Regions from separate parts of the Homo sapiens genome. Here all the other regions are linked to region 3. Evidence: chromatin loops called from intact Hi-C (ENCODE). Cell type or tissue: endothelial cell of umbilical vein. All regions are shown on one strand.

Region 1 (8,000 bases), 74 kb before region 3:
GATTATCTCTATTCCTCCTTTTAAAAAAAAATCCCATTAAAATAACATTAAATGAAAAACAAAAAGGTATAAGTCTATAGAAGGAGGAAAATGAGAGAGGACCAGAGCAGACAAGAGATGGAAAGTAGATGAACATCCAAGTGGCAAGGCAACTGGCTTAGCAGAACAAGGAAAACTGAAATCCAAATATCTAGAATATTTAGTAATCTGAATTACTAAATGTCTCTTTAGTAATTCAGTCTGTTAGGGGGAATGCCAACAAAAGCAAGCTAGCTTATTCCACTAAAACCCAGAAAGGCTCAGAGATTAGAAGCATCAGGCACTTTTGAAAATAGGAATGTAGGCTGAAGCTGAAAACAGGAGGTGTCTTAGTCTGTTTTATGTTGCTATAAAGGAATACCTGGGGCTGGGTAATTTATAAAGAAAAAAGGTTTAGTTGCTCACAATTCTGATGACTGGAAGGTTCAAGATTGGGGATCTGCTTCTGGTGAGGGCCTCAGGCTGAATACAGAGACCCCATAACGAGAGAGGAGGCAAGAGAAGTTGGGGGAGGTGCCAGGCTCTTTTTAACAACCAGGTCTCATGGGAACTAATAGGGAGGGAACTTACTCATTCCCAAGGAGGGTATTAATCTATTCATGAGGAATCCACCCCCATGATCCAAACACCTCCCATTAGACCCCACCTCCAACATTGAGGATCCAATTTCAACATGAGGTTTGGAAGGATCAAATATCCAAACCATAGCAGGAAGACTGGTTGAAAGTCTTTATGAGGGCCCCTTGGAACTCCAGATTTCTGCTACTTCCTTTTGCAGCCAGCCACTCATCCCTCTCTTAACCCTGGCAGAACACTGGACATGTATCCTATTAGAATGTAAGCTCCATGAGGACAGGGAGTTTCATCTGTTTTGATTGCTAGTGTATCCCCAAGCACCTAGAACTGTTCCTGGCACAAAGTATTAAGGGGACACTCAATACATATTTAATGAATAAGTGAATGATCAAACAGTAGAATACAGAGTACTGTACTGAAAACAAGAAGATTAAGTGAATATCTGCCTTAAAAACAAGCAAAAACCATGATGAGACATCCAGACTCCTGGAAGGCTGGCAGCCAGGCTTAAATCCTCCCCTTAACCCCAAGTGGGGTATCTGATCTCCTTTTGGGGGTATCTGACTAGCCCTAGAGAAGAAATCTGTAGAAACCAATAGAGTTCTGAAGACAAAATAGCCAAATCTCTGCTCTATTACCTATTGTCACCACTCCGTAAGATCTGGACACACAAAGGGGTTCCAATTAGAATCAGCCAAGAATCAGTCAACATTTAAGCAAAGCTGCTAACATGAAAGACACAGATAAAAAGAAGGTTTTAAAACACACAGAAGAAAGGAAATGCAAAAGAAACAATAAAGACAATAGAAAGAACAGGAAAAAAGTCCAATATATAATTAATACTTTCAAAGAGATGAGAAGATACCATACCCATATAACCAGAATATTTACTATTAAAAAATAAAGTATATATGTGGAATCAATCAGTGGGGCTGAAGAAGTAGGTATTCAGAGAATAAAAGTTCTTTTTTAAAATGCCAAGAAGACAAAACAATTGTCAAGAAAAATAGACACTATTAGGATGTATATTTCTTAGAGAAGAAATCTATAACTTAGGAAGAAAATTGTAGACCACCATGACATTTAATTTGAAGAATTCATAAGTATTCTTCCTACATAGAGTATACAGTACCATTAAAATAACACAAAAATAAATTTTATATGTTTTGTAAGGACACATGCAAATAAAAAGATGTATATAAAAATTAGATATACATTAGACTTAGAATGTCTATGAGCAGGAAAGGAATGGGGTAGGAACAGCATAAAAAGGATATGAATGAAAACCATCAGCATAAACATCCTTGGGAGAGAAATAGCAGATCTAAGCCTTGAAAAAAAAAAAAAAAAAAGAAAACCATCAATCAATCAATCAAATAAGAGATGGCCATTGCACAGATCAAAAATGAGCATAAGTCACCAACTGAGAAAAATGATTAGCTGAAGCTTTTGCACCTGAGTTAAAAGAGAGAGTGCTATTGCATTATTCCCAATTCTTTTGGATGCAAAGGACAGAAACTCCACTTGTGCTAGCCTGAGCACACTGAAAGCAATGGACTGGCTTACTGAAAAACCCAGGGGTAGTCCTGCTGCAGGTAGAGTTGGAGCCAGGTATTCAGATAATGTGTACAACTCTCAGGTCTGCTATCCCAAAACTTACAGAAGTAAAATAACCTTTTTACTTTGTTCATGAGTGTGTGTTGCATGTGCATGTGTGTGTGTGTGTTAGGAATTCAGTAAAGGCTCAACTGAGCAGTTCATTTCTAGTCTACTTGGTGTCAGATGGGGAGGCCAGGGCCAAAGGTTCCTCTTCCAAAATATCTTCTTCATTCATGTGTCTGGCACTTTGGTGTTCCCTGCCCCAACCCCTACACACAGACACACCCCACACAGTGTATTGTAGATTCATTTTTACTCTATTGCTACTTCTGTAAACTACTTTGATGGTAAATAACTTCATATATTTAAAGTTTGTTATTTCTATAATCTCTTTAGCAATTCAGTCTGCTAACATGGCACCTAGGAAATATTCATGGCCTCGTACTTGTTCTGGGTCCATAATTTAGTGGACCTGAGAGGCTTCACAGAGAACTAAATATATACAAATCTTGGCTGAGAGCAGACTCATGTTCTTCTGAAATCGGAAGCCCTGTAGCCATATTCAGTGCAGTACACAATTACAATGTGCTACATAAATGTGGGGACTAACAAACAATTGCAGACTGGATTTTGAATCTACATAGAAAAACTCCCTTCTTTTCAACTTCAGCTTGCTGCAAAAGTTTTCTTATACTTAAGCCTCAGAGGTGTTGAGGTTTTGTTTGTTTTGCAGAAGAAAGAGGCACAATTAGAGGTGCCTCACAGGAAGAGTAAGCCAGCCTTAACTACAGGGAATTCAGAGATGAGATCTGTGATGTCCAAACATTTTTTATTGTATACTTCATCGGTAAGGACTTCGAGCATGTAGTCCTAATATATGTGTCTTTGTAAATTATATACCTGACTTACCATAATAACAAAAGGAAAAGACAAAAATTAAATGTAGCTGTGATTTCTAAAATTTTTTCCTGTACCTCAGAGGACTGTCTTGGAGACTAGAGTCAGAAAAAACAGTAGACAGGCTTTTGCAATTACCAAGTGAGGTTTTTAAGAAAATTGTTCAATTGTCAAGTCCATCTTTAGGATACTGACTAAATAATTTAAGGATGTTGATAGAAACAGTACCCTATCCTTTCCTTTTTTGGGAAGGAGGAGTAGGCACGTTATTATGGGATAGGAGGGCTGAACACTGCAGTATCCAGTGTTAGCAGTCTAAGAAAAGAGGTCAGGGTGGCAATTCCATTGTGAGACATAATTAATATTTGTTAAGGGCTTAGAGCCAATCAGATTAAGAGGAAGGGTCAAAATCATGATTCATTATGACCGCCATGTTCCTGAATTCCAAGCAGATTCCAAAAATGTGACCTAATCTGCCAAGAGCTTTGGCAGATTTACAGACAGACTAGCTTGAGTAAAGTCACCAGCATTGCAGTGCTCAAGATCCTCACTTTGCAATTGAATAGAACTTGGCCTACATTCTTCTGGTTTCAGAATAGGAGCCTCCACTCTCAGCAAAATCTGTTCAATTTTCCTGTTCATCATTCAAGTTTTCTCATGATCTCCATCCTGGTCTAGCTTTCATGCAGTCATTCAATATTTAATGAGTACTACTATGTGTCAGGCAATGTTATAGGTGCTGGGGAGGCAACAGAAAACAAAACAGACATAGTACTTTCCCTCATGGAGCTTACAGCATGATGAGGGGGGCAGGCAATAATATTAGATAACACTAAGTTAAAAAGAAGAATAACACATGTTTTAGAGTGACAGGGGCAACTTCTACTTTTAGTCAAGATGGAGTAAAGAACTAGTTTTGCCGTCCTACCCGTAGCAACCTAAAAACAGGTAAAATAAATGAAACCACAGTTTGCAAAACACTGTGCATCAGGTGACAAGAGGACAGTGATCCCTGAGAGATGGGAAACAGATGAGGTGTATCCTACCACTCCCCCAGCACCCTCCCCTGAGGGAGTTTCCAGGCCACAGCAGAGAGGGGGAATTCAGGAAGAATCTGGTGGACTCCTTGAGTTAAGGTGATGGAGACAAGAAGAGATTAAGGCAACTAGAATTCCTAAGACAGAGAACCAGAGAGAAGAGAGTGTACAGAAAGAAAATCCAGAAACTAGCATGAGTATGGTGAGTGATGATGGGCTCTTGCAGGTGAAGTAACTACCCAAGGCTGAGAGAAGAACCATGTGCAAGGTATTAGAGGGAACAGTACCTGATGCTCATACAGGGCCAAGAAGAGTCCCTCCTTCCACCATCCAGGTTGAAAAAAATCTCAAGATCTATGGAGCATTGAATAGACACACAATCCCCTTTTGCTTCAATAGAGGCAAAAAACCTAGAGTGGTAACTGCTCCAATCCTGCTAAACAAATCTTAAAAGCAGAACTGAAAGGACAAATCTGTTTCCAAATAACTTAACTATATTCCAGAATAAAGCTCAAGGATATTTATAGGAATACAGAAATATCCAGCACAATCTATCAAAGACCTCTGCAAGTAGATCCATGCCCAAATTGGTATTGGGACTGCAGATGACTAATAAATAGAAGAAAATGTGCTCAACCTCCCTAGTAATCCAGGAAATAGGAAATAAAATAACAATAAGACACCTGTGGAGGATTTAAACAGGCAAGGAATGTGGTCAGAACACTCTTTAAACTAATGCACTTCTATTACCTTTAAAATTTTAATGTGGTATGTAATTCTCTGGGTAGTCTCAAGACAGAAATCGTTCATATTTTTATTCTCAAAAAATACTGAGATAAATGAATAATACCAACAATAATGCCAGGATTTCAGTACTCTAAAATATGTAATACTGGAACACTGAAAGAAAATAGCATTTTTATTACATTTTCTGAGATTCCCCCATATTCTGAAAAAATATTTTATTTATTTTGGGAACCGTGTAAATTGGAGTCACTGAGGTTGCAGGCTTGGCACTTTCCATTCTCACCAGTATCTAAAGCTAGATGAAATTAACAGGTTTGTTATCAACATGCCAGAGTAAATACTTTCCATGCCCTTTTTAACTTAGCTTACAGGTCCACAGAGTTGCCTGTGTAGGAGTCAAAACCCAATAGCATAGGCTATAGGTGAACCAATAATCTAATCATATCACAGGCTGCTTTTCTTTCTGACACCGCAGGGGCCTATGTTTTCTTCAGGGAAGGTCTAAGGTGAGTGGCTGACAAAGAGCGTGTTTCTGCTGAATCATTTAATTACTTGGTATCTGAGTACATTCCATATCAAGGCCAATATCCAGCTTTTCTGGCTGAGTTCTGGAAATGAGCAAGGGCCTGGCATTGCTCAGACTGCCATTAGTTAGCCTTGCTCATGTGAGTTCTGCAAATGGGAGCTTTGATGCTGGATACTGCTGACTGTGAAGGAGAAAAATCCCCAAACCTCCTCTGTATATCTGGAGGCTAGATGGATCGTGTGGGAAGGGTGTGATGAGGGAAGGGGAAAAGAGAGAGATTTACTCCATCTAATTCCCAGCCTTTCCTCTGGAGCTGGACACCCTCCCCTCCTCCTCAGCTGGGCTCCTTCAGCGTCCCTGTTTTTTCTCCTCCAGGTCTACGTCTATTCTTTAGAACTTTGCCTCTCTTCTGCCAGGACAATTTATTTTGTCAAGGACTTCCTCAATTATTCTGTCTTGGAGAGATCCAAGCCAGGAAAGAGAAACCTCAGTTCTCCTCCTGGTACTTTCTCAAGTGGAACAGCATCTGAGGGCAAACTGTAGAATAAGATGATGATCTTATCAGGAGAATGAGAAGGAAGAGGAAGAGGAGGAGGAAAAGAATAAGGAAGAGGAAGAAGAAGGAGAATATACAGACCTTAGCTACCCAAATACTAATACTGTCACTTTGCTCTGTTATAATCACTACTCAGAACTGGGATATACTTTAAAATATACAGCCTATACATATTTTTAATAGAAATTCAGATAAATTGAAATCTGAAAAAGTAAAATCTAGGTTGCAATTTGCCATGCTGAAAACGTTTTCCAGTCCAATTGTCTACACCAGAGGTTGCTACACTTCTTTCCTAAAGGGGCAGATAAAACACTTTAGGCTTTGCAAGCCATAAGCTCTGTTACAGCTATTCAGCTCTTAACCTTTGTAAAAACAAAAGCAACCGTAGACAACAGGGAAATGAATGAGTGTGGTTGTGTTCCAATTAAACTTTATTTACAAAAGATGTGGTCCTTTGGTCCTCTGGCCATAATTTGCCAACTCCTGGTCTGCACAATGCCTTTTGTCTTTTTATATTATGAAAGAAAGATACATTTACAATATGCAAAAAGACATGATTTATAGAAAAGCTACACATTCACTGTGAAAAAATTCATGCAGTATAAAAAAGGTAGGTTACCTGAAATCTCACCACCCTGAGAAAGTCACTGTTACTATTTTGACAAACATCATTGCAGATACACTTACAGAAGAGATTCGTGTGTATGTATGCTTTTTTATACATGAATGGAAGCGTCTCCACATGATGGTTTATAATCTGCTATCTATGTTCAAGAATGCATTGAGGGCATCTTTTCATGTGAACATATTTAGATCTATATCTTTTTTTCAGAGTGCTTTAGAGGGAGGTATCTTATCTCTTGTGATGGGCATTTGGGTTGCATCGCTGATATCCTCTAAATCTCTACTTTCTAAGAGACCACTGCTTGAACTCCTCCAATGACAGGAAATTCATTAACTCTTGAGCCCATATGTTTTATTTCTAGACAACAGTATCTGGGGACTTCCACTCCCTAGAGCTAGAGGGCCTATTGCAGTAATAAGCCAGAGAGCTCATATTGAGTTAGTAATCAACTAACTTGCATGGGTGCCTCCATTTTGGGTCACTCCCACCCAGGCCTCTGAAGGTTTCCACCCATGTAAGTGTGGAACTATGCTAAATTGCCTTCTGATCTGTAGCCACAGTTTTGGTCATAGCTCCTGCCTATGGCAATACACGTTTCAACAGGTTACTTGGGGATTTCCAAGACTGTGGGTGCTTCTCCCTGACCTAACTTCTACATGGAAATATGGCAGTCTCCGACTGAGCAGAAAAACCAGTTTGGAAGACACTTATTCCCAGGTGACCTACTCAAAAGGAGGGAGCTCTCCCTGCCTTCCAGGGCAGGTCCAGACAAAGAGTGAAGCCATGTGCAATAGGACCAATAAAATCCACAGGGAGCAAAGCTGATATCCCAAAAATGTTGTTCTGAAGTGAGATCTCCATCTCTAAAAAAATAAAATAAAAAATTGTTCTGAAGTCTGTGGAGACCTGATCACCGAGAGACTGACTGATTTGCCTCACTTTTTCATTTCTTCACCATCTCTTTCTGACTCATCCTTTAGCTACAGTGTTGTTATTGAATATTAAATAGAAATTCACAGTAGATTGACATATGAATTGCAATTCGTTAAAAAAAAACAACTGTCCTGAATTATAAAACCACTTCTCTTGCTTGTCTCGTGAGGGATTAAATGGCCAAGAAAGCCACTTTTTAAAACTAAAATCTAATTTCCATAGAATTGGGACTTTAGAGCCATTCTCTTACAATCCCTTTATTTTAAAGACAAGCAGAGACCCAGCAAAGTTAAGTGACTGTCTCAAATTTACACAGCTTGTTAACGGCAAAGCCAGGACTTAATCCCAAAGACCTTATCTCATAAAGCATAAATTTCACTCCACTCCACTGACACTCTTTCATAGGAAACTGATTTATTTGTTTTGAATGCCACTGGGTGAGGGGGTAGAAAATAGTTCATTAAC
Region 2 (8,000 bases), 350 kb before region 3:
GCTCCTGGTCCCTATTGTAAGGTCCTGTGAACCCTGCTTCTCCAGCTCAGCATTAATGGGGAGGGAGCAACCTGGAAGTTAATGAAGAAATGAGGGACTTCCCTGTTAGGGTGAGTGCTCTGGGACAAAGGGACAACCTACAGCAAGAGGAATTCAGGACAGCTGCAGGGGAGAGCTGGAAGCTCCCGACCAGGAGGTGCAGAGCTTGCCAGCCTCCAGGGTGAGACATACAAAAATGCCAACGACTGCTGCCAGGAGGGAGAGGGTGGAAGACTAGTGGAATAGAGCAGCAAGGGGGTCCTTGGAATTGCTTAGAAGCCCTTGATTGCTATTTGTTAATTTAAAACAAAAAAAAATTATGCCTAACCTCATACAAAAATTTTAACTTTATAAGAAGAGAAAAACATATTTTAAAGTCTCATTTGAAAATGCCTTCAGAAATTTGTTGATGTTTTTAAAAAGCAAATTTTAAAAAGTATTCCCCCCTCATAACAAATGTCCAAGCAACAACAAGAGTAATAGCGGCTCTTTACAAAGCACTGATAATGTGCTGGCACCTCACAGTAGTCCCATGATATAGGTACTTTCATTTATACCAATTACCAATGAGCATGCTGGAGCTCAGAGAGGTTGAGTGACTTGCCCTGTGTCACACAGCCAGCACTCAAGGCTGTGCCCGACTGACTTCATTATCACCACCCTATACTTTGTCTCAAAGGGAGGGAATGTTAAACTGAATGAATTGGCTCTAGGCCCCAGGGACTGCCTCGTGAAGAATGGCGAATTCCTAGTGTCATCCCAAGAAGCAGGGGCAATTTATCCTTGGGTTTGTCTGACCACACAGCAGAGGTTCCAGCTTCATTACTGGGGTTCTAGGCATGTGTGTTGGTGCAATCTGGAAGCAACAGATCTTCTTCGTGTCCCTGAGAGGGAGAGGGTTAAGCCACCTCTTGCATGATCTGGATTTGCCAGCCTGGAGCAGCCATAACCCTAAGGAGCCCCAGAGGGACCTCCTGAAAAGCAGTCATTGAGTTGAAACCCAAGGTGCAACCCATGACCGGGTGTGGTGGGGGGTGTATCATTATTTTCAAAGACTGAGACCCAGGGAAAGGCCTGTCACAGGCCACACAGTGGCTGCAGACCAGCATTATGAGAAGATCCCAGGCCTTATAATCCAAGCTTAGTCCTACCTGCAGTCCAGCACTGTGCTGAGCCTTCTACGACTGCCCCAGAGCAAACCAGGTGTCCCCTCCCAGGCCTACCACTGAGGTCACTCCAGCCTATACCTGCCCAATTAGGGCTGCTTCACACCTAAGTGGCACCCCCAGAGGGGGTTCTCTGTTCTTGCTTTACCCTATTCCAGAAGGAATAAGCCCATAGTATGATAACTGGCAGTTTTGCTAAGGCACAAATATGAATCTTGCCCACTTCTGGGACGGGGCTCTGAGCAAGTCTCTCAGCCTTCAGGGGCTGGCTCGAGGGATAAAGGGGACCAGTGGTCACTCCATCATCTGGCCAGTTTAGTCTGCACCAGTCAGATGCCTGTCACCTAGGTCTCAGAAGTCACATTTAGCATGAAACGGATTAAAACGAGGAGCCAGCTCTGTGCCTCAATTTCTTCATCTGCAGAAATGAGGATTATACCACTTAGCATTGCTGTTGGGAACATATGAATTAGGACAGTGCTTGGCATATAGTAAGTTTTAAAAAGGTATCTATCATTGTCTTTGCCATCATCATCATCATTATAGATTCTTGACACCTGTGGAATATATATAGCCCATGAAATGACAAATAAGGAATGCTTATATTGGCTCCTAAATTTCTCCAAATGACATATTTCAGCTATAGAATCCAGTGTTTTCTGTATATATCCTCCTTATGCCACAAGTTAACCAGTAGCTGGCAGTCTCCGAGTCCCTCTATCTTTCCAGCCTTCTGATCCTCACCCTATCCCAAGCTGAGACCTTGGCCCAGAGCCTCAGCCTGGCAGTAGGCATGATTCAGATTTGTTCCTCAGCAAAACTGCCAGTTATCACCCCATGGGCTCACTCCATCTGCAGTCATTGAAGCCAAGAAAGTTGAATCCGGGAATGCCAGAAGGTCCACTACTGGTTTCTCAAGGTGTGTTTCACAGGATGCTGGTTCTGTTGAGTGATTACAGTCGGTGATTTGTTGTTGAGCCATCAAATACAGTTGAGTAGCATTGGATTTTTAAGCATGTTTCTTTCTGAGGAGATCTCAGTCTTGAACACGCCACCTTTCTAAATCTGAGGCATGGGATGTACTCTTTCTCAAATGCACATTATCGTTCTGCTCCCTTTCACTGTAGGACAGCTTGTGGGATTTGCTGTCCTGTAGCAAGGCTTTTCAAGCCTTTCCCTGCGGACAGTTCACCTGGGAGCATATTGTAAAGTGCAGTTTCTTACTCAGAAGGGCTTGGGAAGGGCCTGAGACGATGCATTTCTAACATGCTCCCTGGAGGTGCTGATGCAGCTGCTCCACACACCAGACTTGAACAGTGAGGCTTGCGGCAATATTTCTAAGAGATGTGTCTGCCACGTCCCCTACCCAAGGGGGTCCCATGCCATCCCTTTTACAGCCCTAACACCTGCCAAAGTGCTTGGATCATATGAAAAACAGACTTGGCCAGGAGCTGAAGTGGAGGCTCATAAGGGCAGAATTTCTGTCTGTTTTGTTCTCAGGTATATTTCCAGAAACTAGAACTGTGCCTGGAACACAGAGTGGCTCAGTAATTACCTGGGGAATGAGTAGATTACTAGGGTCATTCAGCAAAGAGATGCCCTTTTCCAGGAATTTTCTGGCATTCACTGTTCTGAGTGGTGGTAGATTTGAGTCCAGGGCTTCTGCAAACTCACCAAAGGTCCTTTGCATCCAAAGCATCTCTTTCTCAAACTCATAAATCTGACTCAACAACCTATCTATAAGGCCTCCACCTATAAGGATACGGATATTTTTACGGACATGCGAGGTTGGATGACTCAGGATATGAGTAAGCCCAGAGCTTCAGCCAATATGGTCTCAGAGTGACAGATGGAGAGAGAAGGCTTCCTGTGGTGGGACTAAGGAGCATGGGCCTCAGGCTGACCAGCGTCCCCAGAATGAAGGGCTTTCTTTAAGATGGGGCCAAGGCGTTCCAAGCCAAGTTCGTGGGCAGCTAACTAAATGAGGTTCATGGATTTGGCCTCAACCTTGTTCTGACGCTCTCACTGCCAACCTAGGCAGGGAGCCAAATTCCTTGCTCTTTAACAGTTTGTCTGTTTGTTTTGGTCCAAGAGGCCAGGAAGAGAAGATATTTGTTTCCATGGTAATTGCTTGGAATGATTCTTAAGTAGAGGAGCCTGAAGGGCAAGTCTTCTCATTAGGTTTCCACCTTCAAGGAACTTAAAATCTTCTTAACAATCAAGGTTCCCAATACATGAACCGTGCAGTCGGTGACCAATGGGAGGTACAAGGACACTTTTCAGTAACTCCTGATTGGGGGCAATTGAGAGGGCTTCCCAGAAGACTGAAAATGAGCCGAGCCTTGAAAGAGTTGGATAAAAGGTGAGGGTAAGGGAAGAGTATGAGAGTGTGGAGATGCAACTTCACAAGCATTATTTGGGTGGCAATGACTAAAGTAGCCTGTTTAGCAGAGAGTCTGGGGTGCAGTGAGTAGAAAAGCAACTTGGAACCGGAGTGTACACAGCATTGAATGTCAGGCCGTGGAGGCTGGACACCTGGGCCCATTCTTTAGAACTAGAGCGTGAGAAGTAGGTGGGACCCACACATTTTGCTTTTGGGTTCAGGCAACCATGGGGAGACAGCCTCCTGAATGAAGCCAAGAGGAGACTGCTGAATTGGTAGAGAATGAGAGGGTCCAGCCAGTAGGTACTGTTGTACAGCTAGTGCACTGCATAAGAGCACCTGGCCAGGAGAGCAAGTAAGGACAGAAATACAGTTGTCACTCCTCTCATCAATCTATGCACCCTAGCATGGGCTGCCTTCTCCCAGAGGGACTTCTTCTCTGTCCACAAAGACATCTGCACAGGCTGGCGCTGACCCAGTTGGCTCAAGCCACAGCCAGCGAATGTTTTCTCCTTGTGGCCAAGGCATTTTCTTAGAGCAATGAATACTGTACATTCCCAGAGTGTCCCAAGGAGGGCACTGCTTAGCTTTGAACAGAACGATAAAGCACTGCATGCACGGTTCTGAGAATGCAGTTAGTACCAGAGCAAGCCAGTTTTCTGCTCCTGCTGGCTGTCAGAACAAGGGAGCAAATGGTTGGTAATAGTACACTTCAATTGAATTCAACTAAATCTTCTTCTGGCAAGGAGGGGCAGCCCCCCAAGCAGGACATACACCAGAACAGAGCATCTCATCTGCAGCCCTAAAGATCCTAAAGTTTGGACAGCAGCCATCTGACCTGTGGGTTTGGGTGGAGACCTGCATGCTTCATAAAGTATCCAAATGTTTCCCGACCCACCAGCAAACATCATGTATGTGTAGAGAGATGTAAAGGGCTCGTTCAAAGGACTGTTATAGAGAGGATGTTTCTCAATAGGGGCACACTGGCATTTAGGGTGCAACTGTCTCACACATTGGAGGATATTTAGCCAGCAGGGTCCCCCAGTCCTTGTGACAACCAAAAAAATCCCTCCTCCGTGTTTAAATGCTGCATTGGAAAGGTTGAATCCAAATGAGAACCGAGCAGCCCTTCTCTCTACAGAAAAGACAGCAGGCCCGGTGATTTGGCCAAGACCACAAGGCTGGGGAAGAAAAAACAAGAATTAGTACCCAGGTTGCCCACTCCTTACCACTTGTCACCAGCTTCTCCCACCAGTGTGGTCCTTCTTTCTCCCAGCCTTAGTTATTCTCTAGGTTTCTGCATTGAAACCACAGAACATGCTAGAACCAAGTGATGTAGTTCATCTATGGTCCCCAAAGGCTTATATAAAGCTGTCTTAGCTCAGGCTACTATAACAAAAATACTATAGATGGAGTGGCTTAAACAACAGACATTTACTTCCTACTATTCAGGAGGCTGGAAGTCTTAAGACCACGGTCAAGATTAATCTAGATATGAATTCCTTATGTTTTCATTTATGGTATCTTTGATGATTTGTGTAGTTGATTTACCAATGTTTTCTTTTTTAATGGGTACTTGTGTCTTTCAAAAAAATTCTTTAAATAAATTTCAAGATTATAAAAATATTCTAAATTTCTTCAAAAAGTTTTAAGACTTTGCCTTCCATATTTAAGATTCTGTTCCATCAAAAATTAATTTTTGTATGTAAGAGAATAAGGAGCCTCTTTAATTTTTTTCCTATATGGATAACTAATGCTCTCAGCACCATTTATTGAATAAGCCACTCATGATCTACAACACAATATCCTTTATCGAGCAAATATATATATATATACACACATATATATACAAACATATATATACATACACATACACACACATATATATATGGAGAGAGAGAGAGAGAGAGAGAGAGAGAGAGAGACAGAGATTTTTGGGGGCTTCTTAGTCTGTTCCACTGGCTAATTTGATTATCCTTACCTCAAAACCATACTGTTTTAATTACTTTAGCTTTTTAATAAGGCTTGCAATCTAGAAAAGCACATTCCTTCATCCTGTTTGTCCTCAGAATGTCTTGGCTCTTCTTGGACATTTGGTTTTTTATTTAATGCAATAATAATATGTCACTGAAATTATTGAGACTTTTATTTTCTTTGCAGAAAAATTTTAGACTACCATTTTAATTTATTTAATGATTATAAGGCTATTTAGGTTTTCCATTTCTTCAATTGGTTTCACAAGTTATATTTTTCTGGGCATTTTAAATTGTTTCCAATGTATAGACATAAAGTAGTGTAGATTATTCTTGCTATCTCTTTTGGCACTTAAAATATTTTTTCAACTTAATTTTAAATTAAATTTTTTAAAAATCTTTTTAAAATTTAATTTTGCCTATCTGTAGATATATTCCTTTGTTCATACATATTTATACCTTCACTTTTCTCAATCTTACTAAAGATTAATCTAATAGTCTTTTTAAAGAATTTTTGATTTGGTAGTTCTTCTATTTTATCTTTAATTCCTACTAATTTATGCCTCTTACTGTATTTTTTTTTTTTTTTTTTTTTTTTTTTTACTTTTTGTGTTGTGTTCCAGTGCAAATTCAGTTGATTCAATGATTTCCCCACCATCAGTTTAGGATTTGGTTTTCTTAGCTCTGGTAACATTGTTATCAATTCTTCATTTATATTCCATTTTCCAGAAGTTTGTTGCTGGTATCTCATCTCATATTTTGCCCATTCTTGTGGGTTTATATGATTGTTTAAAATCCCTTTGCTGTAGTTTTAATAAGTTTGGAGAAGGTAGTAAAATGAGCTGTATGTGTTCAATATATTATCTTTACTTGGAACCTATAATGATTATTGATCCTTCTTTCTTATTTATAATCTTTTTTTCCTGTGCTATATTCTGTTTAATTTCTTCAACTCTATTTTCCACTTCACTAATTCTTTCCTCTGCTGTTTTAATAACATTTTTCATTTCTAAAAGTTATGTTTAAGTCTTTTTCAAATCTACCATTTCACTTTTTATAGTCTAGCATTGCATGCCTATTTCTGTGACTTCATATTTTTTGAATGAATTTTGTAATTATTATACATTTCAAATATTCTCATTCCAACATTTAAAGTTCTTAGAAGTAGAAGTCTGGCATACCTCATCTCTTCTACCTCTTGCTTATAGTGGTTTGCTTTCTTGTGTGTTTGATTATATTTCATTGATCATATTTTATTGAGTGCTCATATATTGTTGCTTAATCCACGGAAATCTAAGGACCCAAATTGAGGAAGCTTTTCTCCAGAGAGATTTGTTTTTGTTGAGAGCCAGAGGGTTACCCACCTATAGAAACTTTAGCCCACTGCTGGGACCCTAGGCTTAATCTCTCTATCTTGTTAGCTGGCTTTTGATTGCAGTTTTAACATCAGCATTTGCCAGCAGGGCAACCCTGCCTTTCACCTATGCTTAGCACTTATTGCTGTGTGTTCAGGTCTTTGTTGGGGGTGAAGGTGGTAGTGCATAAGTGGTACATAACTTCTTGCAAGCCCAGGAATAAAATTAAAAGTATACTTTGTCAGGTTGTCTTTATTTTATAGCACTAAGCATTTCATAATATTTCATTCCTTATAGTACCAGAAGTGCTCTTTAATACTTTCATATTGAATTCTACTAACACGGGCCCCTCCAGGCATTACCATTTCTTTCCCTCATATATATATTTTTTGGCCTTTCTCTGGGTCCGTGGTATCTTTAGTGTGCCAATTTTCCCCATAAGAAAAGCTCTCAATTTTTTAATGTTCTTTGACTTCTGTTTTACTTTCCCCAGATAATAAACTTATAGCCTTGAGCTGTACATTATGGTCACCATTAGCTCCATGTGGCTATTAAATTAAAATTAATTAAAACTAAGTAGAATTAAAAATTCAATTATCAGTGAAAAAAAATCTCAAAAGAATCAAGGTGATTCAGTTCAGTATTTGATGAATTCCTTTAAGGCCAGTGAACTACTCTTTGAGCTCATTGCCCACCTCAGTCCAATCACCCACAGTGGAGTGGGAAGGGGGCATCTGGTGTAGACCATAGCACACTATGGGCTGGGTGGCTGGAGTGGGTACACTGCCTTAGAGGTGGGAGGGACACAGTGGTAGGCATTTTTAATATCCTCCATGACTTCATTTGGATTTTAGGACAATCCTTGACATAAACATTATTCCTGCTTTTGGTCTCTTTTAAGAGATGAAGAAACTGAAAATCTGAGAAATGAAATGAGTTACCCAAAGCTACACAGATACCAAGTAGAAAAGACAGGATTCCTTTTCCAATAAGCTGGGATTATTCAAATTTCAAATGATTTGGGACCAGGCATCCAGAGTTCCAGTCTTCCCTGTCCTAACATATAGGATGATGCTTCACAAGC
Region 3 (8,000 bases):
TTCACCCTCCCCTCCACCATGGGGCAAGGGGACAGTACTCACTTTCTGATGTGGCATCCACCCTGCTGGTTTAGCCAGCGTCAGCTCCCTCTCACATTTTGGTTCCTGAGGGAGATGCATATCAAACTCACCACATACAGCTTTTGAAACCCTTTTCTCTGGGCTGGAGAAGAAAGGCTGAGCCCTCTCCATTCCACCCACCTTGGAAACCGTAGGAATCAGAGCATTACCAAAGAATCTTACTCACAGAATCCTCCATTGCTTTCCACCGTCCTGACCTGTTTGTGTCCTCCTTCTGGGTCTTAGAGCCATCTTCTTAGAAATTTCTGCATAATGATCAGATCCCTTGCTTTGGAATTTCCCATCTGTTACATCTTGAGGTGGTGGAAACCTTCACTTTCGCATCTTAACCTCAGACCCAGTGTGAGACACTTCCCTTCTTTTAACACTCTAAAAGTGGTCCTTCATCTGGTGAGGAGCTTCCTACCTCCATCTCCCCTCCTTCCCTCCCATATCATCCCATTCAGATTTTCAGCTAAGTTGGAGTTGTTGGAAAGATGCTGCTCCCTCTGAGCCAAACCTAGCTTCCTGTGACGTTCTTTCTCTCTAATGGGATCTCAGGAGAGAGAGAGAGTGAGAGTGAGTGTGAGTGTGAGTGTGTGTGTGCGTGCCTTGTCTGGGAGAATTGGACATTGGAAAAATGGGAAATGTTTGGGAAAATTGGAATTCTTTCCTGGGCCTCAGAGATTCCAAAGCGAAGCTTAGACACCCTGTTATCTAAGCCCACAGGGAAACTTTTGACCTGTGTATCTGGGTGGGTTTCCTCTACCTGCATACCAACGTGCACCTGTATAACTCCAGCAGAAAGCTAGTATTTGGAAACTGTGCTCATGCCATTTCTCATGCTCATGACCCTAACATAGTTTCTCTTGATCTGAGAACGTATTTGCTGTGCTTCATGGAAGCATTTTGATCAGGGCTCCATGCAGAGTTTATGAACTCTGCAAATTCAAGCCTTGCAGAATGTATCCTACCTCCCTCCAAAGACCCACCCTCACTTATGTAGGTTTTCTTTCATGCTCATGTGACATTTGGAGTCAGCATATTTCTCTGCCTTCTCTGGCGCCAGCACTGTGAACTCAGCCTCCCTGCCAACGTGCCCTCCTTTTTCATGTGTGGTTGGACCACTGTGATGTTGGGTCCTGTAACAATTAGGTCACTCGCTGAGTATAGACCCCCCAACCCATGGTGAAGCCAGCGTCTCAAATGAGCAAGTGACACATGCTGGGAAGATGCTTGGGTCAGCTAAAGTTGGAGTCTCTCTGGGTGCAGTGGCCTAAGAATGTATTAAATGCATTTTGGGTAGTTCCATCATGTACTAGTCTCTTGGCAAGACTGAACATTATATATCCAGATGTGGACCTGATTTATGTCCTCATTTTTACTGGCTGCTTACAAAGATGGCAAGATACAGCTCCCTCCTTTCCTCCCCCAGACCCATCATATGAGGTGATATTAGAGACAGAAGCTCAGATAGCAGAACTCAACTCCCCTGGGACTGTTCATCTATATTCTCTTGGCCTAAAAGCATATGGTGATTTGCACTGGCCATTCAAAGATCTAGATATATATTTGAAATAACTAACAGGCTCTTAGCTAAAGCATACTTTTTATATGTATACATTTTATAGTAGGGAAGTGGCTTAGTGTGGGCAGATAGACTAGAGTTCAAACTTTCCTTATCTATTGAGACACTTTGAACATGGTTACGGTTAACCTTTCTGAGTCTCAGTTTCCTCATCTGTTAAATGGGCATCATATCATTTGCCTCACAAGATAGCTATATTAAAGGAAACACTGCACATAGTGAACTTAGCCAGTGGCCCATCACATAATACATGTTCAATAAATGGTAGCTATTACATTGTTTGCATTTAACTATTATGATGATTTCTAAAAACCTTTAAAGCCTTGGAAAAAACTAGCCCCATTCCTCAGCCTGTTTTTTTTTAATCAAATAGGAATTTGGGAAAAAATCTAAATATGTGCAATGATCTGCTTTTAAAAAATAACTATCTTGTGAAACTCACTAGTTCTTTATAGTATCAAAAGTGATTTTTGGCTGCTGAGGCAGCATGGCACAGGGACTAACAATAAGGCTCAACCTGCCCAGCCTCAAATCTATACAAAATACCTTTGTAACCTTGGACAAGTCGCTTACCTCTTAAAGCCTCAATTTCTGCATCAATAAAATAGGGATAATACTGCATAGGGTTATTGAGGTGATTAAGTGAAATAGTCTATATGAAATGTTTAGACTATGTGTGGTTCACAGGATGCAAATAATGGTGGCTGTTATTTTCCCAGCACATTCCGTTTTACAAATAAGAATTTGCAGAAGACCAAGCACAGTGGCATGTGCCTATAGTCCCAGCTCATTGGTAGGCTGAAGCCAAGGATTCCCTTGAGCCTAAGAATTCGAGTCCAGCCTCCGCAACGTAGCAAGAGCCCATCTCCAAAAAAAGCTTTTAAATCAAATTTGCAGAACACTGTTTTTTGTGATAAATGGATTTTATGAAGACATTTCTATATGTAAGAAGTTGTTCTTACTGTTTTGTTCAAAAAGAAGAAAATTTATATCTGGTTTGCTTATAAATTCCAAACTGTAGCACATGTGAAAACAAGCTACATCAACTAAACTTAACTTTCTATTTTTTTAGGCCTTGCCTCATTTTATTGTTAAGATTTAGGTAAGTGATATTGCCATCAGATAAGGAGAAAATTGTGTATTATTTTTACAAGGACTGAAAATATGCAAACAAACTATGTTTAGATAAATGCTCTCAATTGAGGTCACTTTATTTTGCTGTCTTTCAGTAAAGACTAGTATAGTTGGCACCTTTGTGCAGCCCAAGGAGGTCTGGAAGGAGGGTTGCATAACCTTCCCATGGGTGGAAAAGGAGGAGGAGGCAGAGTCTGAACTAGTGAGATGACCCAAACTGGTTACTGAGACTTGGTCAGGTAGGTGTGGAGAGCTGACCCGTGGCAGAGGAGTTTGTTCCCTTTCACAGGGCAGCGCAAGTGTTTCTTTCAATAGCTCCACCTCGGTATCTGTCTCCAGGCAATGGACAGTCCTAAGCGGGAGGAGCTCAGGCCCTGTCGTGCTGAACCCCTGTCAGTCTCATTAGAGATGGCACCATGTTCAAGAGGCCAAGAAGAGACCCAGAGCCAGCACACGTGACATGGGGTTTTACTGCAGGGGAGAGTCCAGTGGTGGCAGGCTGGACAAGATAACTGCATGGCCCAGCAGTTAAAGAGCCCTAAGGTTCAGGATCTTTCACTGGCAACATCCCATTCCAATGCCCTGTAGCTAATGTGATATTCCTAATTTTGTATGATTTTTCTAAAGAGGACCCCCAAAATTGTATAAGGCTTAGAACCCACAAAAACGATCTATCCATGGGTCAGGGACACACACACTCTGAGCCTTCTGCCTTGTATGGTTGCTAGGGTGCTAAAACTCACATTTGATTCTCCCTTGGGAATAGGCATTGCCTGTGTATGCCCCTTCTGTAGCTAGACCTGCATTCCCTAAGAGGACACCTAACCCTTTCCGTGAGGGGGAAGCGAGGCCCAGCGAGGAACTGCTGTCCAGGCATCTTCCTGACCACCAGATGCCATCCTCAGGGTAGAAAGGGCCCCGTTTGTGCAGGAAGGGAGGGCAGGCACTCAGACCTCCAGCAGCTTGCTTTGTGGTTTCTCAGAGGGAGGCCCTACAGAGGAGACCGGGTGGGAGGGAGCCCCGTGTGAGGCTTCACCTGGCTTCAGAATTTCCCCAGTGGAAAATTCTCCTGGAAAAAAAAAAAAAAAACACCAACATATATTCTTGAAAGTGTATCATCTTTGGCAAAACCATAGCTGTGATCTCAAGTTTGAGGAGAATGAGCTGGCCGGCCTTCAGGGTTGTGCTGATTAAGCCCTGCTTATGCTCCGCCGTAATCACATTCCCTCCCTCTTACTGTGCCGAAGGGCTGGGCTGCTTTGCTCATCAGCCGAAGTGAAATGTATTGAGAAGAAGCAGGAGCGCGGAAAGACCCCTTTGTATGTGAATATCTTTCTAGCACTGTGCGAAAATCAGGGTTTGAAAATAATTTCCCCTTTCGGTGAAATGCGAGCCAACTTCGCCCCCTAGAGGAGGACCAGAGAATTGTTTAAAATGAGCCCTCAAGGGCATTTTTATTGTTCTGATTGATAATTTGGAAAGATTGTCAGCCTGTAATTAGGTGGGACTTTGAAAGGGGCTTGTCTATGAGGGCATTGTTTAGGGGTGTGTGTGTGTGTGTGTGTGTGTGTGTGTGTGTGTGTGTGTGCGTGTGTGCCTTGTTTTGTTTGAGTTTTTGCCTTGAGATATTATTGTAAACTTAGGGTTGAATACTCTTATAGCTATAAAGAATAAAATGGTTTAAATGCCACCAGGCTTAAGGCTCACAGCTGTTACATTTATAGTGGACTTTTTTTTGGCCAGATTTTCACCACTACGTCTAGTTACAACAAATCATTGTTAGTCTTGAGTTTCCTTTCACTCCTTGGGGTTGTGGCAGACGTAAAGCCCACTAGAAAGCAGGAATTTTCAACCACAAACTGGATATGTATTAGAGATCCTAAATTATAGACTTTAGCTATGTCACCCACATTGAAATCTTTTTGATTTAGTCCTGCTAGTTTATTCGCATCGTTTCATTTACACCTGCTACTAACAACTGCCAGATTCAGTCACAGGTTGACTAGGTAGTAGTTATTTCACTACTGCTTCCTATACTTTTTGTGTATTTTTAAAAGAAAAATGCAAAACAGGCAGAAGAATAAGGGTTGAAATATACAAACCTTTCTATGTATTTCATCTTCTGTTAAAATATGATCTTGTTCTAACACCTTTGTTAAGCGTTTGTTGATTATTCAGCTGCTTTTAATTACCAAATCTGACCCAATTACTTAGCTTCTAATGTGTTCCCTTTATAAACAAAGCCTTTATAATAAAAATCTTATCTACCATCTTTTGTCTGTAGGTAAATATGTTTATCATCTTCATTGTTCTAGATCTTCATCCCTCAAGTGCAATATACAATCATAGTGTTTATATTAGTAATAATTTTAATGTTTTTTTTCTTTCTCTGCTCTTAGAAACACTGAACTGTACTTCAGTATTTGATGGCATGGCATTGTTAAGAGATCGTTACTCGTGCATCAGCTTAATCGCCTACTGGGGGCTGTTTCCCTTAGAAGGATGTGAAAAGAAAAGAGTGTGCATACATTTTATAGATTATTATAAGTTATTTTTTCAGTGCTTGACAGGGGCATCTAATGACTATTGATAATATTCTTATATATTTTGTCTACTTTAATTTTTATGTATTCTTATATATTTTGTCTAATTTTTCATCTCATGCAAGGAAATAATTTTTTGACAATATAATCTGTTGCTTTTTGACCCAAGTGTTTGGAAACTAATTGCCTGAAATACCAAACAGGCTTTGTTTGGAGAAAGACGGATATATTTTTCCCAGGTCTAGTTCCTGGACGATTCCTCTGTGTTCTTGCTACTTGACTCACTCTGACAAAGTCCAGAGGTGATAGTGAGCCCTGGGGAGCTGCAGTTTCTGCTAGACCAGAGTAACTCCAAAGCACAAGCAGATTGATTGTTTTTGCATGAACACCCATCTTCCTTGCTTGTGGCCATAGCCACCACCCCGGTTATTGAAGGAGAACACACACACATATACACACACGCATATACACACAGCTGTTAGTACCTTTCTGTCTTCTTGGACATCTGTTCCCTTTCCACTGTTGAAAGTGGCCATTAATCTAGTGTTGAGACAGTCTCATTCATTAATGGTCCCTCAAAGTCAGGTAATTGCAATGCTGAGCAACATCAGGATGGTATCTAAGTTCCCTCTAATTTCAGAGCATTTTCAGGCTTTCATTATTATTCACAAATTATAATACGCTGAAGTTTAGACTCTGCTGACTAGGACAGACAGAGGAGAAGGGTAGGCTTTGGAAGTGGGTACTTGGGATAGGTCAGAATAAGGGTTCGTATTTTTAGTAAGAGCAATGTTTTGGAGACATTTTGATAGAATTTTATGGTAAATGCCAAGAGATGCCCCACCTCTTTCTCCTGGTCCCCCAGCTGCAGCTCACTGGCTCATTTGTCTTTCTCTACGCACCAGACTATTCCCTGTCTACCTGGAGCACTGCCTCCAGGTACTCATTGTTGCACCAGCCTGTGTATTTCATATCCCTTACCACAATCCATATTTTCTTGTTTATTTCTTTACTTGAGACCTTGATCTCACACCTAAACTACTGGCCCAGAATATACACTCAGTATTTACTGAGTGAATGTGAAGGAGTGAACGAATGAGAAAGCAAACAAACAAAGGAATATATTCAGAGGCATGACAGGAGCAATGCCGTTTATAACCACAATTTAAGGTGAAAGCCACTAAAACAGCAGTGCAATACTAGCATGTCAGTGCTCAAGGCTTGTTAGCCTGACATGGAGTTCACACTCCATCCTTTGTTAGACTGCAAATTGACAGAGCTTCTTAGACAAAAGTTGTTAATATAGTAACAATCTTAACATATTCTTTTAAATGGATAAATTATTAATATAAAAATTAATGGTGGAAAGCCAATCAGTAATTCATAGGGTGGGAGGGGGGTGGATTTGGAATTATAGCAAAATTATAAAAACAACCTAAAATTCTCTAATAAGGACATGCTTGTGTAAAATGGAATTTGTAGTCCCAGCTACCCTGGAGGCTGAGGCAGGAGGGTTGTTTGAGCCCAGGAGTTTGAGGCTGTAGAGCTATGTGATTGCACCACTGCACTCTAACTTGGGTGACAGAGTGAGACCCTGTCTCTTACCAAAAAAAAAAAAAGTGATGGATATTTATTTCTGTGGTATCCCTACCAAACGTGCATAACCTGCATCGAATCAGGAAAAAACATGTGCAAACCCAAATTGAGGGACATTCCACAAAATAACCAGCACTTACTCTTAAATATTAATAACATTAAAAACCAAGACATACTCAGGAAGCATGCCAGAGTCAAGAAGACTAAAGAGACATGACAGTTGAACATAATGTATAATTTTGTATTTTCTTTTCCTGTAAAGGACATTATTGGGATAATCACCAAAATCTGAATAAGGTTGTAGATCAGATAATAGTAAAATATCAGAGTTAATTTCCTGATTTGACTAATTGGTGTGGTTATATATGAGAATTCCTTATTCTTATTCATAGGAAGTATACACTGAAATATTTAGGAGTAAAACTTCATATTGATTCTCTCTCTCTCTCTCTCTCTCTCTCTCTCCTGGGAGGGTAGGGTGTTAAATATAGTAAAATGTTTACATTTGAGGAACCCAAATCTGGGTGCTTTGCGACTATTCTCTAAGTCTGAACTTATATCAAAATAAAAGTTAAAACATGATGCTTATAAAGACTTTATAATCACATAGGGAAATGCTTTTGCTAGAACGGAGCAAAATATAAAGTTGTGCAGCAGAGTATAATTTAGACTACCTTAAAAACTCAATCTGATCAAGGTTTCCTTTGATTTTTTAAAAAAGGAAGAACAAAAACTCCCAAGAAAATATTAGAAGGAAATATAACAGCATGTTAACTTTTACCTTCTGTTCACTTTAATTATATTTTACAAATTTTTCACTAAATTGCATGTATTTTGTGAAAAATTAGGGGAAAAAAATTAGGGAAAAAAACTTTAAAAAGAGATAAACGCTAATGCTCAAAAATCTGAGTGAATCTTACTCTGCGTCTTTACCACCACATACCCCATTCCAGTAGAAGGATGCCATATATGTATGTATGCATGTAGAAGGTATATATGTACATAAATACATACTCTTTTAAACTTTTCTCTTGTTTTTCTTTACTTTTTGTATTATTTTCCCTCAAAATAATTTCTTG

Evidence for each region. Peaks named below come from ENCODE experiments on the same cell type or tissue, not always from the same donor. Only the 100,000 strongest peaks of a DNase experiment are listed, where the experiment ranks them.
Region 1: it touches region 3 in a loop (5-fold over the local background); 73 of 110 quality-filtered maps call a loop at or near these places.
Region 2: a loop joins it to region 3, with 15 times the contacts of the local background. A loop is called at or near these places in 81 of 110 quality-filtered maps.

The regions. Positions count from the first base shown.
Region 1 is chr1:67,836,201-67,844,200 of GRCh38, reverse strand. All of the region lies in intron 1 of GNG12-AS1 (GNG12, DIRAS3 and WLS antisense RNA 1), which reads right to left. Among named protein-coding and RNA genes, the nearest start is that of GNG12, 6.7 kb to the right of the region's middle. In endothelial cell of umbilical vein, no CTCF peak of the experiment used is centred here; DNase peaks (open chromatin) are centred at 3,530 and 5,420; H3K27ac peaks cover 2,823 bases.
Region 2 is chr1:68,108,171-68,116,170 of GRCh38, reverse strand. All of the region lies in intron 6 of GNG12-AS1 (GNG12, DIRAS3 and WLS antisense RNA 1), which reads right to left. It also overlaps a transcript of WLS not described here. Among named protein-coding and RNA genes, the nearest start is that of DIRAS3, 62 kb to the right of the region's middle. In endothelial cell of umbilical vein, a CTCF peak has its summit at 4,147; DNase peaks (open chromatin) are centred at 3,040 and 4,150.
Region 3 is chr1:67,762,477-67,770,476 of GRCh38, reverse strand. The region is part of intron 2 of GNG12 (G protein subunit gamma 12); the gene reads left to right. All of the region lies in intron 1 of LOC105378781 (a long non-coding RNA gene), which reads right to left. Among named protein-coding and RNA genes, the nearest start is that of GNG12-AS1, 66 kb to the left of the region's middle. In endothelial cell of umbilical vein, a CTCF peak has its summit at 4,181 (motif pointing left); a DNase peak (open chromatin) is centred at 4,126; H3K27ac peaks cover 1,277 bases.